Regions from separate parts of the Homo sapiens genome. Here regions 1, 3 and 4 are each linked to region 2. A link is a contact called in ENCODE Hi-C or POLR2A ChIA-PET data. All regions are on one chromosome and are shown on one strand. The core of a region is the stretch at or near the end of the contact, and the rest is flanking DNA. Distances in the headings are between cores, read along the strand shown.

What was found. Hi-C counts contacts between places; a loop is a spot of excess contacts on that map. ChIA-PET counts read pairs that join two places held with the same protein, here RNA polymerase II (POLR2A). Pooled maps may share reads with other maps.
Region 1: a pooled map shows a loop between it and region 2 (7-fold over the local background). The contact joins the promoter of ERCC1 here to the promoter of TOMM40 in region 2. A Hi-C loop is called at or near these places in 1 of 37 single-sample maps with no recorded cell type and 5 of 50 pooled maps. POLR2A ChIA-PET finds 5 or more read pairs at or near these places in 1 of 52 experiments (HEK293).
Region 3: a map of naive thymus-derived CD4-positive, alpha-beta T cell shows a loop between it and region 2 (16-fold over the local background). The contact joins the promoter of PPP1R13L here to the promoter of TOMM40 in region 2. A Hi-C loop is called at or near these places in 2 of 168 maps with a recorded cell type or tissue (CD4-positive, alpha-beta memory T cell and naive thymus-derived CD4-positive, alpha-beta T cell), 2 of 37 single-sample maps with no recorded cell type and 14 of 50 pooled maps. POLR2A ChIA-PET finds 5 or more read pairs at or near these places in 1 of 52 experiments (WTC11).
Region 4: a pooled map shows a loop between it and region 2 (30-fold over the local background). The contact joins the promoter of OPA3 here to the promoter of TOMM40 in region 2. A Hi-C loop is called at or near these places in 2 of 37 single-sample maps with no recorded cell type and 11 of 50 pooled maps. POLR2A ChIA-PET finds 5 or more read pairs at or near these places in 3 of 52 experiments (GM12878, Panc1 and activated T-cell).

The regions. Positions count from the first base shown.
Region 1 is chr19:45,422,569-45,425,268 of GRCh38, forward strand. It overlaps ERCC1 (ERCC excision repair 1, endonuclease non-catalytic subunit), which reads right to left and starts at 1,349. Exons shown (of 10, transcript NM_001983.4): 1 at 1,213-1,349; 2 at 702-813. The coding sequence starts at 806. RefSeq lists enhancers at 1,335-1,424, 1,485-1,534, 1,783-2,077.
Region 2 is chr19:44,889,926-44,892,625 of GRCh38, forward strand. TOMM40 (translocase of outer mitochondrial membrane 40) reads left to right here and starts at 1,329. Exons shown (of 9, transcript NM_001128917.2): 1 at 1,329-1,764; 2 at 2,468-2,535. The coding sequence starts at 1,491. RefSeq lists enhancers at 1-386, 556-715 and a silencer at 1,026-1,665.
Region 3 is chr19:45,403,736-45,406,435 of GRCh38, forward strand. PPP1R13L (protein phosphatase 1 regulatory subunit 13 like) reads right to left here and starts at 1,334. Exons shown (of 13, transcript NM_006663.4): 1 at 1,264-1,334. RefSeq lists enhancers at 1,220-2,015, 1,986-2,185.
Region 4 is chr19:45,583,514-45,586,213 of GRCh38, forward strand. It overlaps OPA3 (outer mitochondrial membrane lipid metabolism regulator OPA3), which reads right to left and starts at 1,289. Exons shown (of 2, transcript NM_025136.4): 1 at 1,110-1,289. The coding sequence starts at 1,251. RefSeq lists enhancers at 1-333, 1,169-1,348.

The DNA.
Region 1 (2,700 bases), core at 99-2,598, 530 kb after region 2:
CAGCCTGACCAACATGGTGAAACCCGTCTCTACTAAAAATACAAAAATTAGCCAGGCGCGCTCCTGTAATCCCAGTTACTCGGGAGGCTGAGGCAGGAGAATCGCTTGAACCCAGGAGGCAGAGGTTGCAGTGAGCCGAGATGGTGCCAGTGCACTCCAGCCTGGGCAAAAGAGCGAGACTCTGTCTCAAAAAAATAAATAAATAAATAAATAAATAGAGTAGGAAGGTCCTCTCCCCCATCATGCCCTACATCCTTAGCCCACTTTCCTTTTCTTCATAGCCAATGCTCATCACCCGTCGATTGTTTTCCCTTGGGAAGGAGATTTCAATATTGCCAGGTCCTTCCATTTACCAAAATATGTCTAAAGTGTAGATTTTTTTAAGATTGCAAAACCTGGCGATTCTTAAACACGAGCAATAAATTCATGTCTTGAAAAATCAGGGTGCTGGCCTCGTAAAACACATCAGGGGCTACCTGCTGAATGCCAGTGTCTGGCCTCTGCCTTAGCCCTCTCTTAGAACCACCCATCCATTTCACAGATGGGGAAACTGGGACCTGGGGAGGACCAAGGACTGTTTCCCCAAGTCGTCCGTGGCCCCCAAATCCACTAACCCACACCCTGGTCCCACAGGCCCCATCCTATCCTCTTCGTCCTAACAGCCCCCAGCCTCCCAGGGGCCCCGCATCTCCTTGTCCTACCACTCCAGGAGGGACCTCATCCTCGTCGAGGGGTATCACAAATTTCTTCCTTGCTGGCGGCCCTGAGGGCTGGGGCACCCCCTCTTTGTCCTTCCCAGGGTCCATCTGGAGCCTGAAAGGGAAGGTGCCAGGAGCGAGTGAGCCACTGGCGTCTACGTTCTCATCCCGCAGCAGGAACCCCCCACTCACAGCCGTCCCCCACAAAACTCCGAGAGCTCCATAGCGTCAGGTCCCCAACACCCAGCGCTAGAGGCTCTGTAACGCCACGCCCCTTTGACCTCCACCTTCGGCTCGCCCCGCCCCTTACAGGTCCACAAGTCCCATCGCTCCGCCCCTCGCCCCCACCGGATTCTATTGGCTCCGTCCCCACCATCCCCCGCCTTCCGTTCGTCCGGCCCCCGAGGCTAGCATCTGGACGCCCTCCCCACGCCTGGCCTTGTCCATCTCTCAGACTCGGCAATGATTGGCTTCCGCGGCGCCAATCTCCACCCGCAGTCTCCGCCTCCCGCACCTGTGGTCCGGGCCTCACGGTTTCAGCGCCGCGAGGCCTCACCTGCTGGTCTTGGAGCCTCAAGGGAAAGACTGCAGAGGGATCGAGGCGGCCCACTGCCAGCACGGCCAGCGTGGCCCAGGGCTCGCAGCACTTCCGGCCTCTCTGGCCCCGCTCCCCAGGAGAGTAGAGCATAGAGCAGGGCGATCTCTGTACAACTCTCTATGGTTCTGGAGGACCGCGGAGGTCGTGGGAGGAGAGAGATGTGGCCTGAGGATCTGGCTCCCAAACTGTTAAGTTTCAAAGCCCTTACTGAGCGCTTCTGTGTGCCCAGAATCCTGGCAGGGCTCAGTGGAGAACAGATCGCAGGAGATCCAACTTGGTCCCTCCTCTCAGTAAGGAGAGACTTAAGTTTGAATCCAACTCAGACATTGACTTGGCTTCAGTTTCCTCATTCATTCATTTATTCCACACCTATTCCCCCCACGCGCTTCCTCTCTTCCCGGTCCTGTGCGAGTCCGTGCTGGTGACACAGCAGTGACCAACGACAGCCCCGTGTTGTCCTCCCGGAGCTTACGGTTCAGTAAGGGACACAGACACGTTCCCAGTGCTGACCCAGAATGGGCAGGTCTGGGATGGGAGATCCCGGGAGAGCCGTGGGATGGGGGTCAGGGGGAGCGCCTGACTCAGCCCCGGAGTCCGGAAGGGCTTCCTGGAGGAAGGGACATCTGAGCAGGGGCCTGGCTGATGAGTTAGTATTAGTCACTTCCTGAAAGGATAGTATCACACTGTTCTAACTTGCAGCTCTCTGATTACTAAGGAAATGGAATGTTTTTTGTGAAAGTATTGGTCTTGTAAATTTTGTCTTCTGTGAATTGCTTGCTCATATTCCTTGTCCATTTTTAAAATGGGTTGTATGGCTTTTTTATTACTATTAATTTCTAGGGGTACTTTATGGATTCTGATTCTAATCCTTAGTTACCCATATTGCAAACATTTCCTCCTAGTTTCTACTTTGGGCTTTAACTTTAGTTATTTTTGGCACAGAAGTTATTTGTGTTTATGCGCAACTATTTATCAATCTGTTCCGTTCTGACTTTTGCTTTTGGTGTGTTAAGAGCCCTGCCATAACCCAGGGTCATAATGATAAATTCTTTTTTTTCTTTTTTTTTTTTTTTTCGAGACGGAGTTTCGCTCTTATTACCCAGGCTGGAGTGCAATGGCGCGATCTCAGTTCACTGCACCTCCCCCTCCCGGGTTCAAGCGATTCTCCTGCCTCCTTAGTAGCTGGGATTACAGGCATGTGCCACCATGCCCGGCTAATTTTTTTTTTTTTTTTTTTTTTTTGTATTTTTAGTAGAGACGGGGTTTCACCATGTTGGCCAGGCTGGTCTCAAACTCCTGACCTCAGCTGATCCTGAGGTCACTTTGTGACCTCCCAAAGTGCTGGGATTACAGTGCACGGCTATAATGATATATTCTATCATTTCTTTTATCTACGTAAAAGAT
Region 2 (2,700 bases), core at 79-2,578:
CAGTGAGACCCCGCCTCTACGAAAGTTAGCCGGGCGTGGTGGCACGCACCTGTAGTTCAGCTACTCTGGAGGCTGAGGTAGGAGGATCGATTGAGGCCAGAAGTTCAAGGCTGCAGTAAGCTATGATGGCGCCACTGCACTCCAGCCTGAGTGACAGAGTCCAACCTTGTCTTTAAAAAAATAAAAATTAAAAAAGCAGTAACGAAAGTATAAGAGGCTCAAGTTTAATGAATAAACGGCAAGTAAAAGTAGACTAAAGGCAAAATCATGAATAATGTTGTAATAGGAGCCCAAGGCATGACGGATAATAAACCTGAATGAATGGGCCAGAGGCAGAGTGATGAATAATGGAAAAATAGGGACCGGGGGCAAGGGAGGTAACGGACAGGAGTTCATGGATCCAAAACATGATGGCTAATTAGAGAAGGGCCGGAAGAACGACGAAAGTGAGCAGGCAGGCTGGAGCTAAAAGTAGTCTGGGCAATGAAGCTCAAATGAATGGGGCAGAGGCATGATGGGTAATGGGAGAGGAATGAATGGGCCAAAGATAGAAGCCGCAGTGACGCGAGGAACAAGAGGCATGATGGGTAACGAAAGGGGTGGGTCTAAGGCAACTGTTTCGCTAAGAGGTGATGAGGGCATTGTGGGTAACGAGGAGCAGCGCAGGGTTCGCAGAACAGATTAGAATTCTCCCGAGGCACTCTGGGAAGGGCCAGCACTTCCGGTTTTAGGTCGGCTACTCCGAACCAGAGGTGGGGTGGGGGCCCGGCTGCCGCGGTGCCTGGTGGGACGCGAGGCCTGACCTTGCTGCCTAGCCGCCTCTGCCGCGCAACCCACCTTTACCTGTCCTTCGACCCTGGAACGTTAGCCAATGAGAGTACCAAGCTGATACGCCACCAAGGTCGACCCCGTACACGCTGGAGCCAATCAAAATGCTGCAAGGGTCAAAGCCGACCAATTATCACAGCAACCTCGCCGCGGGGCGGAATCAAAAGAGGGCCTCCTCCAGGAGAGAGGCGGGGCGATGCCTCAGCGGGCGTGGCAAAATGCTCAGCACAGACCAATGGCGGGTTAGCACCGGAACCCGCGGCGACGCGAGCCAATAGGCGCAGGCGCTGCGAGCCAATGGGAAGGGTGGGAGGGGCGCCGTGGCTACCCTGCGAGTGAGAACCAATACAAAAGGACATTTCAGGGAAAGTGGGCGGGACTTTATGCACAAGTCCAATGGGAAGACCGAGTCTTGACGCTGGTGGGCGGGCCTCAGGGCACACTAAACCAATGGGCTAGGTGGGGCGGGGCGACGGTGGTGGCGGCGGCGGCAGCGGGTTCGGTTGCGCGTGGCGCACGGGGTGGGAGCGGAGCCCAGGCCGGGAGCAGGCGCCGCCGCCAGTGAGAACCGGGGCCGGAGCCGGGTGCGGATTTGCTGGGGCTGAGTCGGGGGCGCGCGGGCCCTGACCTCTGCCCTCTGACCTCTCCCCTAGCAGGCGACCATGGGGAACGTGTTGGCTGCCAGCTCGCCGCCCGCAGGGCCGCCACCGCCGCCTGCGCCGGCCCTCGTGGGGCTGCCGCCACCTCCGCCCTCGCCGCCGGGCTTCACGCTGCCGCCGCTGGGAGGCAGCCTGGGCGCCGGCACCAGTACGAGTCGAAGTTCGGAACGGACCCCCGGGGCTGCAACCGCCAGCGCCTCAGGGGCCGCCGAGGATGGGGCCTGCGGCTGCCTGCCCAACCCGGGCACATTCGAGGAGTGCCACCGGAAGTGCAAGGGTGAGGGGCGAGGGGCCCCCGCTGGGCTGCGATGGCCTGGATCTCGGGGGAAGGGGGAGGACACTGGGGACTCTGGGATTTGGCGCGCACCATTGGAATTATTTAACAGCACTAGGAGGTGATGTTGGGATCGAATGGTGGAACGTTGGACTTGGGGCTTAGAATGATGGAATCAAATGCTGGAAACGGGATGGAATGTCATAGCAGTAGAGAAAAGCCTTTAGGGACCTGAGGAGCCCCGGGATCAGCCAAGCCAGACTTCTCTTGTGATCGGGAAGGCAACTGAGGCCCAAGGTCACGGTGTCAGCAAGGTGTCAGCGAGGTTCCTTGGGTATGGGACCCAAAGCCTCCGGATCCCAGCCTGGAGCAATTAGAGTAGTAGTAGTGGTGGAGATTTATGGAGTTCTGTTCTGGTGTTCATTATACGTTAACTCATTAGATCCTTGGGACAATTCTGTGTGGTGAGGGTCCCATCTTTCAGATGATGAGTTTGACCTAAAGTTGCTCAGCTTGGTGGCAGTGAGATTTGAGCAAGCAAAGGCCCTGGCCCTGTCTAACTAGGCTGTACTGCCTCTTTACAGGTGGAATCCTTTGTGAGATGTTCTGCTGTGGGTCTCTGGAGAGAGCTGGGGGTGGTAGGGAAGGAAGAGATGAGAGTTGGTGTGGGGTTGGAGTGGAGTGTGACAGCGTTTCTCTTCTCCAGAGCTGTTTCCCATTCAGATGGAGGGTGTCAAGCTCACAGTCAACAAAGGGTTGAGTAACCATTTTCAGGTGAGCCTTCCTGGTGTCCTTACCCACCAGAGATCGTCCCCGCCGTCCCCCTCCCTGCATCTGCACACTCGGCCCAATTACTCCTCCCTCAAGAGCTGGGCTCCCTGATACTTGAAAAGACTCGGAGATATAGTGCCAGACTGACTACTCAGTTTGGGGACCTAG
Region 3 (2,700 bases), core at 84-2,583, 510 kb after region 2:
TTCAGGTTATCATCAAATGCCCTTCAAGCCCAGACATTGGGAAACACTCCTCTCTCATCAGATGCTCGCCTCCCCCATTCTGTTTTTAATCCCCCTTCTTAGGACGCATGGGGGTGGAGAGAACGGGGAGATAGACAGAGGGAGGTGCCTGGTCCTGCCCTCCCCCCGCCTCAAGGACAGACAGACACCTCCAGAATTAGCCTCTGTCCCTCCCTTATCTCCCACAATACCCCAGGTCAGACAGATGGGCGTGGAGGTGACATTTCTCACCTCAGGGTCAGGGCAAGGAGCCCTGAGGCAGAAGGTTAGTCAGAAAATCTGGCGGGGGCGGATGGAATCCCGTCCCCCAGAGAGCTGCAGAAGAAGGAGGAGGCAGAATCCTGACCCTACAAACTCTACTGCCTGTGTGAGCTCCAAGCCTCAGTTTACCCCTTCCTCTCCGTGTAATGGTTAAATGCCCGGCTATGCAAACCTCCCAGAATCCAATAGCCGCTTTCCGGAATTCTGCCCTGGGTTCTAGAACTACCTCTGCAAACCCAGCTGTTTCCCACCCCATAAGGCAATAGGGGAGCCCACCTCCGCCAGGGGGTGCCCTAGGGCGGATGTCCCTTCTCTGGTTAGGCAGGTCTGACGCCCAGGTTAATGACATGTTGGGTTCGCTCAGCGGCACAGAGGAGGTTGGAGATCTGCCTCGGTGTTTTCTCTCCTACCCCGCCCCCATCCCCGAGCCGAAAAGTCGGGGGAGAGCCGGGACACAGCCTCCGGAGGGACCCCGGGTACCTGTCCTGCTCCACTTCAGGAACCCAGGCTCCACTATCCCTGCCCCACCCTTAATTCTGCTCAGAGACCTAGAAGATCGGTCGAGACAGCAGCTTGAGGCTGGCAGGGTGGTCACCCATTCCACCTTGAGCCCCACCAGTCTGAGCCTCTCATTTCTGACCAAGACTCGGGGATTCGAACCCCTATACTACCCAAAGACTCGGCTTCCTAGAGCCCCCCAGTTCGAGGGACTCAGGAATTCCAGCTCCAACGTCTCCCCGGGATGAAGGGGTAGAATCCCTCCATTCCAAGAATTCAGGCATCCGAACCCGCTTTCCTTCCCTCCAGTAAAACAGGCAACGGAGTTTCCTTCTAAGGATCCAGGTGTCGGCGCGCCCCAAATTCCGCCCTGGGACCTGGCGTCCGAGTCCCCTCCCAATCCTCCCAGGGACGCGGGTGTTGGGCTTTTTCAGGGCCTCTGGTCCCCAGGAGGGTGAAACTCACGGATCCGGGCAGATCCTGGCACCTGGGGGCTTCCTCCAGCTCGGGCTCCGGCTTGGGGAGCGGAGAACGGGGCGGGGCAGGAGCTGGGAACAGGTTAGACGACGTGACTTGGGCTGGAGGGAGGCGGGTCCCGGTGGGGAGGGGGAGCCAAGGTCGCCTCGAGCACCTTGGGACTTGTAGTCCCGGAGGGACAGGACGTAGCCCAAGACGATCCCATTTGGATTCACCCAGAGTCCATTTCACAGACAGGAAGGGCGAGGCCCAGAAGCCGAGAGCGACCAGGCCAGGGAGATACAGAAGAGCCGAGACGCCTGCCTCGCTGTGGCTGGAGACTGACTCCTGAGCCCTTGCCCCACCCCTTCAGGCGCACTATCCCCTTTCCTGATCAGTATCCCCCAGGGTCTCTGAGCCCGAATCTCCCCGTCGATAAAAAGCGCGGGTTGGATCTTCAAAGGATGTCCCAGCAAGAGTTCAAAATCTTAGTTTGGACTACAACCCCCAGCAGCCTCCGCGACCGCCCTCGGGCGACTCTTTGCCTCGGGTCCTGTGGGAATTGTAGTCCTGGAGCCCGCAGGGGCTGCACCCCGGTGTCTCTCTCGCCCACGCGAAGGAAACCGTCTGGAGATCCTGGATAGGGGAAACATTTCCCCTTCCCCTTGACCCTCCCTCCGCTCTGGAAAGCCTCTCCCACCTGGGGAGAAGGGGTGCCCCAATTCTGGAGTAGGATCCTAAATCTTGGCAGAGGGGGCGGGAAGTGGCGCTGACACACTGGCCAGGAATGCAGTCGGGTCACCCTGTCTAGCCACCGTCTCGCGGCTCCAACCGCCGCCCAACGCGGGGCGGCCCCAGTGGGAAGGGAAGTGGGTGCGTCCCCCAAATCTGTGTCCACGTGCCGCTGTTTACACGCTCCCTGGGGCAGGGAGGAGTCGCCGATCAGGTCCCTTCCTGAAAGTCATCGAGGTTTCCCACGCATGAGACTAAACCCCCGAGGGCATCTACAAGTCCCATTTGATCCACAAACGCTACACCGTGCCCAGCACCACTCCACGCGTGTGGGGCTCCTGGGTCCGAGGCTCCGCCCTCGAGAACCACAAGCTCCTCCCCCTATGTTTCCCGCTCCCCCGGAGTCCAGAAGCCCCGCCCCTGGCTGGAACTTCACGCCCTCCGGACGGATTGCCCCTATTTCTCCATTTTCCCGCTTCTCCCAGTCAAGTTCTGAACTTGTGAGGCATCTGGGCCTCCCCAGAAGACATTTAACACAGAAAGCACAGCCCTACTAACTAGTATTCTTACCTGTCTCTTCAAGAATTTCAGACCAATCGACCGTCCTGTCTCTTTAAGGCTTAGGAAGAGCAGTGTGGCTGCCCCTTTAAGGAGGCGTTGCAACAAACCATATTGGACAGACGATGGGGGCGACCCATCGGGACCCGACGGGCC
Region 4 (2,700 bases), core at 39-2,538, 690 kb after region 2:
TATTTTTTGAGACAGTCTTGCTGTGTCGCCCAGGCTGGAGTGCAATGGCACAATCTAGGCTCACTGCAGCCTCCACCTACCAGGTTCAAGCGATTCCCCTGCCTCAGCCTCCCAAGTAGCTGGGATTACAGGTGTGCGCCACCACACCCAGCTAATTTTTGTATTTTTAGTACAGACCGGGTTTCACTATGTTGGCCAGGCTGGTCTCGAACTCCTGGCCTCATGTGATCCGCCCGCCTCGGCCTCCCAAAGTGCTGGTATTACAGGTGTGAGCCACCGCGCCGGACCTTACTATGCCCTTTAGATCTGAGCTCGGGCGGCCCCCTCTAGGCAGCCCTGCTGGCCTCAGGTCCCTGGGTCAGCCAGTTCCTCTGAGCTCCGGGGCTCCCACTTTCCCGACCACTCTGGGTTGACAGTGATGGATCAGGAGTATATCTCCCAGTGCTGAGCAAAAAGGCCGCATAGTCTGTCAACCGAATGAAAGGACGGCGTATGAGCGCATTAATGAGTACACAGATGAATGTCCTCTCTGGCTCAAAGTCCTTTTCCGGATTCCCAGGCCATGTCTCCAGAACCCAGACTTCACCCCCGAACCATGCCCCTAATCCAGACTTATTGACTACAGTAAAACTGAGGCACGTCGACGTCCTAAACGGAGGATATACAAGCACCTCCTAGATCAGTGGGGAAACTGAGGCACACGGTGCCGCTTTTGAAATGAAGTTGCCCAAGGACAGCCGGGCAAAGGACCCCGTCCGGTTTCTCCTCAGCCCCTCCCCTAGCTCCTCTATCCTGGAAAGCCCCGTCCAAATTTCTCCCATCTCTCACACTATTGGTTTAACAGGGCATCAGTCTCCAAGCGCTCTCTTCCTTTATCGGCTGGCATTTCCTACTCGCGTGGTGGCTCCTTGACCCGCCCCTTACGCCCCGCCCCGCCCTCACTACTGGGCCACCCGTACGCCCCTCTATCAGAAACCCCCCACTATTGGCCACTGGACTTTGCCGGTTCGGGCTGTGATTGGTCGTAGACAGAAGTCCATCCCCTAAGCAACCACCTGACAGGGGTTGGAGAAAGGAAAAAGGTTGGAGGGAATTCGGGTCAGACTCACGTTGAGCCGGCGGGAGGCAGATATAGGTCTTGAAGAACTCGCTTCGGCGGGCGGCCTCCTTAATACGGTTGGCAAGCGGCTTGCTGACCTGCCGGATGCCCAAGTATAGCAGCTTCGCCATAGGGAACGCGCCCACCACCATCTTGGCGGTCTCACAGGGCACGCGCAACCTTGCTGACTGGGCGGGGCGCCTCAACCTCTTCACTCCTCCCCCGCCCTCTCGTGGCCATGCGTGCGTCAGTACGTATGTACGTACGCTCGAGGGAAACTTCAGAGGCGCATCCTGACGTCACCCCGTCGACGCTGGCGTAGCGACGTCCGTTCGCTGAATATGCAAATATACACGGAAGTGAGGCGGGTCAGGGGGCGGTGCCGTTAAACGGATGCTGGAAGGCGTGTGGATTCCCACGCCCGCCTTGGCCAACGTCACTGTACTCCTTCGTGATGTCACGTTCCGAGTTGGCGTCCCCACCCAAAGGAGGCTCTTAATTAGTCCTAATTAGTCCTATGAGCCCCAAATACACCTTCCTCTGCAAGCTAGGGCTCTCATTGGGATTAAGAGGAAGCCGCGCGGTCATACAGACTTTGGCTGGGATCCCAGCTCTGCCATTTCCTCGCTGTGTAATATTAGATGAGTGGCATAACCTCTCTGGACTTCAGTATTACCGTCTACCAAATGGGAATCCTAATAGCAGTTGCCTCTTTGGGTTGTTGTGAGGCTTCTATGCTAATCTTGAGTGTAAAACAGTGGACCATGGGAAGTGGTTAGAATGGTGCCATTCATATAGTTAAGCGCTCAGTAAATAGCCCTTCTTACTATACAGGTCATGATTGCATTATTAATGCTAAATCCAGCCTGAGGGTGCATTTCACCCCCAGAAGCAGCGAATCCAACCCTTTCCCAAGTAACTGACAAGGAAACTGAGGCCCAGAGCAGGGCAGGGGGTGGCACAAGGTTCCTGCAGAGGTTGATAGCCTGGCATCTTGGCCAATAAAACCATACCCGTTCTCAAGCAACCCAACTTCCTTCATTAGGAGGTAGGTTCCCCAGGGAGCTAGTTCAGAAATAAATTTAAGGACATGTCCCAGACTGTCCTTTCTTACCCAGCAGGGAGTAAAATCATATAAACAATGTCAGGAAGGGGTTGAGAGAAATTCCTGGATGATGGAGTGCTGATGGGTAATTGAGAGATTCTCGGAGGCAGAGGGACAGAAGAAAACAGGAACAGAGGACTGGCCGCCATGGCTCACGCCTGTAATCCCAGCACTTTGGGAGGCTGAGGAGGGTGGATCACCTGAGGTCAGGAGTTTGAGACCAACCTGGCTAACATCGTGAAATCCCATCTCCACTAAAAAAAAAAAAAAATTTAGCCGGGCATGGTGGCGGGCACCTGTAATCCCAGGTACTCTGGAGGCTGAGGCAGGAGAATCGCTTGAACCTGGGAGGTAGAGGTTGCAGTGAGCCGAGATCACGCCGCTGCACTCCAGTCTTGGCGACAGAGCGAGACTCCGTCTCAAAAAAAAAAAAAAAAAAAAAAGGAAAACAGGAACAGAGGAGTGGTGTGTAGGAGGAAACATACATTCAGGACAC